Linked DNA regions of Mus musculus: region 2 is linked to region 1. Evidence: chromatin contacts called from ENCODE POLR2A ChIA-PET data. All regions are on one chromosome and are shown on one strand. The core of a region is the stretch at or near the end of the contact, and the rest is flanking DNA. Distances in the headings are between cores, read along the strand shown.

What was found. ChIA-PET counts read pairs that join two places held with the same protein, here RNA polymerase II (POLR2A).
Region 2: POLR2A ChIA-PET joins it to region 1 with 12 read pairs in Patski. The contact joins the promoter of Klc2 here to the promoter of Rin1 in region 1. POLR2A ChIA-PET finds 5 or more read pairs at or near these places in 2 of 5 experiments (Patski and embryonic stem cell).

What each region holds. Positions count from the first base shown.
Region 1 is chr19:5,049,225-5,052,517 of GRCm38, forward strand. Rin1 (Ras and Rab interactor 1) reads left to right here and starts at 1,591. Exons shown (of 10, transcript NM_001374051.1): 1 at 1,591-1,717; 2 at 1,850-2,030; 3 at 2,130-2,244; 4 at 2,334-2,406; 5 at 2,517-2,608; 6 at 2,752-3,293. The coding sequence starts at 1,635. It overlaps Brms1 (breast cancer metastasis-suppressor 1), which reads left to right. Exons shown (of 10, transcript NM_134155.3): 10 at 183-688. The coding sequence ends at 190.
Region 2 is chr19:5,116,695-5,120,455 of GRCm38, forward strand. Klc2 (kinesin light chain 2) reads right to left here and starts at 1,604. Exons shown (of 16, transcript NM_008451.3): 1 at 1,428-1,604; 2 at 500-738. The coding sequence starts at 727. LOC115489018 (a long non-coding RNA gene) reads left to right here. Exons shown (of 2, transcript XR_003952889.1): 2 at 7-2,638.

The DNA.
Region 1 (3,293 bases), core at 341-2,840:
CAATCCCAAGATCACAAGAAGATAAAAGTGCCTGGAGCCCCCAGGCAGGGTGGGTCCAAGAGGGCAGGAAGAAGAAACCCTGATGGACGAGGGAGTAAGGCACTTCCTCACTGCCGTCAGGAAGGAAGTGCTGGTGGTCCTTTTGGTTCAACTCCCTTCAGAAGTTTCCCATATCCCACTAGGACCCTGACCCTGCATTTACTCTCGCTCGGAGGGTCCTGGGAGCAGCTGGTACCTCACGCAGGATTAACATTTCTCTGCAAAGGCAGGGGGTTGCCTAGTAGCTCTTCAGTGTTGCTGCTGGCCCCTGACCCTCTGCCACCACTGGCCTGGACTCCTCTGCTCTCCTTGGGATCTGCACAACTGTGGCCCTGAAGCCGACCTGGCCAAGCAAGACTGTGGTCTCCATCCCTGACCAGCCCACTCCCTCCCAAAGAATAACTTCTTCAGCGTCCCCCCACAGAGAGACCAGGCCTCATCCAGAGTCACAGCAGCAGTCCTCCTGACCTTGAACCCTGGCCCTCAGCCACTGAGCCAGGCCCAACTGTAGGAGGAACTCTCAAGCAGACATGTTGGGCCTTGTCCACCCTGACTGCCGCTGGAGAGGACGGCTTCCCAGGCTTTCTCAGGGCTATTCCTGGTGTCTGCCTCTCAGATTCCAAAGACTGGAATAAAATTTAACCTGGGACCTTGGTGTGGCTGATGTGTGGCTGCTGTATCTTAAAAGGGAATCAAGGCTTTGTGGGAGCACCTAAGACAGACTTTGCTGGGGTCCCTGTAGTTTGTGACTTAGAGAAAAGCCTGGGAGAGGAAGTTGGGACCAGAGCAGGAAGCGCCGCATGGCACAGGCAAGCCAGAGAAGCACATGGCCTTGTGTGGTGAAGGGACTTTTGGACATGCCTGGAGGCCAGGTCATGTCTGCACCTGCCCCAGACACTCGGCAGATTGGCAAGGCAGGCTAGCTAGCAGGGCCTGTGTGTGGGAGGCAGCTAGCAGCAGCACCAAGTGCTGTCGACCTCACAGCCACACTCCCCCTCTGGTTAACAGTGAGTGTCAGAACCACCCCCAGAACCTCAGTTAAGCAAAGAGCTTAGTTTCCATGGAGACACAGCATCCTTTCTCCATAGCAACCTGAAATCACAAAACCCAAGTTAGGTTCAGGAATGAGTCATCTGCAACCAGTAGGGGGTGCTCTCCCACAAGGCTGACCTTCCCCCCCCCCCGCCCCCCCTTTGCAAGGCTGGAGCCGATGAGCCAGTGACCACAGACTTCTTAAGGTGACCCAGGGGTGTGGCTTGGGTCTATGGGAACTTGGCTGATCCAGCCTAACCCCTCCCTCCCCCACTGCCTAGTGTGAGGAGGCTGCAGGAGGTGCTGTGTGGGGGTGGTCCTCCCTTAGCCGGGGCCTGATGATGACACTGGCATGGAGGGCTTCTCTGCCATTCAAGACTGTCTAAGAGTAGAAGAAGTGGACACTGGCTACATGGAGTGGACATACAAGAGTTAACTGGCGGGGTGTGACAGGGCGAACCGCCTTCAGGAAGTGTTACTCACCGCCAGGAATGTGCACGCCTGTGCCTTGGGGGTTGGATTGTCTTCCTGAGTCCCAGGAGAAGCCGAAGGAGCTCCCAGCCATGGAAGACCCTGGTGAGACCGGAGCACACCCTCTGGGAGCCACCAACCTGAACTTTGTACCTGGGCACCAACAGAAAGAAAAGTTAGTAAAGTTGGGGGGTCAGCCAGGTGCATCGGGTGAGGGCAGATCTAGGAGGAGCTGGCAAGGACAGGATAGATGGGAAGCCCAGAATGGGAAGACGTGTTCACCCCAGGTCTGGGTGTCTGCCCCCAGGCCATCTACAGACCCACTGTATGACACACCTGATACCAGAGGGGTACAGGCAGGCGGGTCCCAACAGCCAGCACGTACTGTGAGCCTTCGGGAGCGGCTGCTGATCACCCGGCCTGTGTGGTTACAGCTGCGGGCCAACGCTGCAGCCGCGCTGCACGTGCTGAGGACAGAGCCTCCGGGGGTGAGTCTCTCCCTTTCCTCAAGGCCTAGCCCGCCAAGGATGGGAGGGAACCAGCCTGGACATGGAGGACCAGAGCCTCCTAATCTCGTTCACTCACAGACCTTCCTGGTGCGGAAATCTAACACTCGCCAGTGCCAGGCTCTGTGTGTGCGGCTGCCAGAAGCTAGTGGCCCCTCTTTTGTCTCCAGCCACTATATCGAAGAGAGTACTGGCGGTGAGGAGGGTGGCCTGGAGGGCAGGGGCTGGAAGACAGGCAGGGGAGGGAGGTCCCCAGAGAACAGCCTCACTCCCAATGTCTCTCAGGTGTCTCTTTGGAGGGCTCAGAGCTCATGTTCCAGGACCTGGTGCAGCTCATCTGTGGATACTGCCGTACCAGGTGAGCCTGCCTGGGGGGCACCTGCTGAGCCCTGGGCCTGCTTCCCTGGACTGCCTGTCCTCTGCATCTGAACCCCGCTCACTCCTGACTGCTCCTTGCTCTGTCCTTAGGGACATTCTTCTCCTCCCTCTCCGACTCCCCAGAGCCATTCATCAGGCAGCCACCCACAAAGAGCTGGAGGCCATCTCCCATCTGGGCATGGGTAAGGGTACCCTGCAGCCTGTTACACAGATGGACACACAGAGGTCAAATGGGGGAAGGAAGAGCAATCAAGATTTTCCTTTGTGGGCACCCTGCAGAGCCAGCTCTGAGCACCCCCCCCCCCCATTGGTTTCTCATTGCTAGAGTTCTGGAGCTCCTCACTCAACACCAAGGACCAACAGAGGCCTTCGGAAGCCCCACCCATACCCCGGCTGAAGGCTCGCTCCCCTCAAGAGCTGGATCAGGGCACTGGTGCTGCCCTCTGCTTCTTCAACCCCCTCTTCCCCGGGGATCTGGGCCCCACCAAACGAGAGAAATTCAAGAGGAGTTTCAAAGTGCGAGTGTCCACCGAGACCTCCAGCCCTCTGTCTCCACCTGCTGTGCCGCCTCCCCCAGTCCCGGTGCTTCCAGGGACATCTTCCAGCCAAACGGAAAGACTGCCCCCTCGACAGCTGCTGCAGAGGGAGAGCTCAGTGGGATATCGTGTGCCAGGAAGTGCTGCCAGCCCTTGTCTTCCTCCCCTACCTTCCCTTCAGGAGGTGGACTGCTGCTCTCCCAGCAGCTCAGAGGAGGAGGGCTCTTCAGGAAGCCCTACAACCTCCCCACGCCTAAGCCGCCCAAGGCACCGGCGGCCTCTGCTTCGGTCCATGAGTTCTGCTTTCTGCTCTCTGCTGGCACCAGAGAGG
Region 2 (3,761 bases), core at 354-2,853, 67 kb after region 1:
TTGAAGGGACAGTAGGGGAGCCAGGATCTTACTATGTGACTGACCCAAGCTGGCCTGGAGCTTGGGATCCTACTGCCTTCACCTCTCAAGAGCTGGGATTGCAGATACCATGCCTAGGGAGGACACAGACCTTGTCTGCATTCAATCTGCATCCTGAGCATTAACACACTGTAGCTCAGCACACAGTAAGTGAGAAGCTATACAACTTAATGAATTCATGCATAATTGTATTGTGAGGGGAGGTTACTAAAGTATTTCTGCTTTCTTCTGTCATCCCAGTCTGTTAGGTAGAATGAGGCCTGAATGGCATAGCTCAGTGTGAGGTAAGGGTGCCCGTTGGGGCAGGGCGCAGGGCTGGCATTTCCAAAGTGTATTCATTGAACGTTGCTTATTGTCCTAACGTGACGCTCTGAAAGACTTGTGTTTCCTTGCTGAGGGTGTTCCTACATCACCAGGGCCCTTCGGGTAATCTTCCACCACAGCCCCAACACTGACCTACCTGAGCCTCCCCAAGCCCCAGCTCGATGGCCTCCAGGGAGCGGCGCAGGAGGAGGCAGCGCTCCTGTGAGCCCGGCTCGGCCTCGCCTGCTTCATGAGAAGCTAGGGGAGCTAGCAGGGCACGATGCTCCCCTCTCAGGGTCTCTAAACCCTGGATCACCGCCTTGGTGCCCAGCACTATCTCGTCCTGACTCAGCTTCTCCTCTCGAGGAAGCACCATCGTGGCCATGGTCGTGCCGTCTGTGGAGGCAAGGGGTGGGGCAGGCGGACGCCAGGCCTAGGGCCACACCGCCGTCCACCCCAAGTTAGGTAAACACCGGGAGGTCCCCGGACGCCTAGGTCCCTATGGATGTCCAGATCCCTCAGCCCGCAGTCCTCGCCGTGCCAGCACGCGGCCTACAGGGGGCGCGCCAGGCTCGTCTAGCCTAGGGAGACGCAATGCGGTGTGACTGAAGTGAGGCTGGACCCCGATTCCGCCCCAGACCACCGGCTCAGGCCAGTTGATCTAAAGCCCATCTTCGAGAGTTATTCGGAACTGTCCTAATCGGTACACAGAGCACTAGGGCATTGCAAGGCGTTCCCAAGTCAGACGCCACAGGCTCTCCGGGCAACTGGGTCTCAGCCCTGGCGACAGCCCCTTTCCCAGGGCAAGCGGAACCACGAGCCCCTCCCCCAGGGCCGACCGAGCCCCGCCACCCCGTCCCCGCCCCCGCCGCTCCGGGGAGACTGCGGTCTTTAGTTTCGGGACAGGTCTCTTCAGGCCGCGCCCACAACGACCCCTCCCGCAGGCTGGCCTGAGGCCCGCAGACCCTCCCTAGAAAAGGCCGGATTCCCAGCCCCAGCCCGGGACCGCGCCCCCTCCCCGCGGGCCGGTCGGGTCCTCCCACAGGCCGCGCCCACGACCACGACGACTCCTCCTCTAGGCCGACCTGCAACCGCTCCTCACTGTCCGGCTTGACTGGGTCTCCCGGCCCAACCGGCCGGCGCCGACCTGCACCTTCTGCTTTGGCCCGGCTCCGGCTCCTGCTCCTGTCCCGCTTCACCCGGATCCTCGACCGTGAGCTCGTCTCGCTGCCTCCATCCCGCCGGCCTTCCCAGCAGTCCCCGCGCCGCCTTAAAGGTGAAGCCGCTACCTCGGCGGCGTCGGAGGGGGCGAAACACGCTCCAGCCGGCCAGCTCGCTGCCTTAAAGGGGCCCCGCAGGCCTGGCCGGCTTCGGGGTGGGGCCAGCCCAGACGGGACGCAGAGGGGCGTGGCTGGACTCGCCCCCTCGGACCAGAGCTTCCAGGTCTGTGCGCTCTGCGGAGCTCCGACCCCGGACCAGAGTGACTGAGGAGCAAGAAGGCCGACCTCCTCAGATTCCAGAGCGAGTCGGTCCACATTGATTGACTGTCAAGTGTTTTTGTCGATGTCTTAGTGCATTGACTTAATGCTCACAAAGGGCTGGTGAGGTGGGTGTTGCCATTACCCACCTCTCACACATCTGACCCCCCAGCCCCCTCCGCGCTCTAGAGACGCACCTCTTACCGGCTTCGGAGGTGACTGTGCCTGTAGGGAATTCTCAGCATCTAGGTTTGCTTTGTGAGGGAACAGAAGGAGGCTTCTGGTTAAAAAGGAGAATTGGGTGGGAAGGAGCGTGTGGAGGTCGGTGGAGAAGGGAGAAGATCCACGCCCCTGAGGGGAATATCTGGGTGGATACTGCTGACCAGATAAGGAGGTCAGACGAGTGCCTTTGGATTGTGGTGGTGTCATTGGGGGGCCTCAGATTGGGTGTCACCAACTCGGAAGGAAAGACCTCTGTGCTAGATAGTTTTATGTCAACTTGACACAAACTAGGGTCATTGAACAGATGGGAATCTCGGCTGAGAAGATGCTGCCATAGGATCGGGCTGCAGGAAAACCTGTTTTCTTACTGATTGTTGTGGGAGGGCCCAGGCCAGGGTAGGTGAGGCCAGAAGGCAGTTCTGAGCAAGTTCAGAGGGCAAGCCCAGAAGCAGCACTCCTTCATGGGCTCTGCATCAGCTCCTTTCTCTGGGTTCTGTTCTCTCTGGGTGCCTGTCCTGACTTCCTTCACTGGATGAAGAGTGCACCAAATAAACCCTTTTGGTCACTGTGTTTCCACACAGCAATATTAACTCTAACTAGGACGGCCTCTTTGGTCCCTATCCCACTAGATTCTACAGTACTCTTCCCATCTCTACTCCACACCCACTTGGTGCTGACACAACATCGGCCTTTCTAACATTTTTCTTGTTTTGCCTTCTGGAATGTAGGTCATCACCTGTTGGCTGGGGCCTGGGGTAGATAGAGAATGTGGTAGCAATCAGTAGACGGCTACCTTACAAAGCGTGCGGAGGGGAGGGGATGGCTGAAAGGATGCCTCGGTGGTGAAGAGCATTTGTTTCTCCTGCTCAGGACTTGAGTTTCATTTGCAGCACCCATTGGCTCACAACCATCTTTACCATTTCCAGGGCATCGATAGATACCGCCATCTGAGTTCAGCAGGCACTAGGAACTCATGTGGTACACACACATACTTGCAAGTGAAACACTCATACACATAAAAAATAAATCAGAAAGCCAGGCGTGGTTGGTGCACGCCTTTAATCCCAGCACTTAGAAGGCAGAGGCAGGTGGATTTCTGAGTTTGAGGCCAGCCTGGTCTACAAAGTGAGTTCCAGGACAGCCAGGGCTATACAGAGAAACCCTGTCTTGAAAAACAAAACAAAACAAACAAAACAAAAATCAGAAAGGAAAAAAAAAAGTCAGAGAGATACACTTGCCCCTGACTAGTCCTTCCAAACCTACATTTGGTCTCATTTTCTGTAACAAGGGGCCAGCACCACCCTCAGCCAACTTCTCAGTTGACAAGTCTATAGGCATCTCAGGGACCTGGGGTTTGTCTTTTTTTTTTTTAAGGTATTTTCCTCATTTACATTTCCAATGCTATACCAAAAGTCCCCCATACCCACCCCCCCACTCCCCTACCCACCCACTCCCCCTTTTTGGCCCTGGCGTTCCCCTGTACTGGGGCATATAAAGTTTGCAAGTCCGATGGGCCTCTCTTTTCAGTGATGGCCGACTAGGCCATCTTTTGATACATATGCAGCTAGAGACAAGAGCTCTGGGGTACTGGTTAGTTCATACTGTTGTTCCACCTATAGGGTTGCAGTTCTCTTTAGCTCCTTGGGTACTTTCTTTAGCTCCTCCATTGGGGGCCCTGTGATCCATTTAATAGCTGACTGTGAGCATCCACTTCTGTGT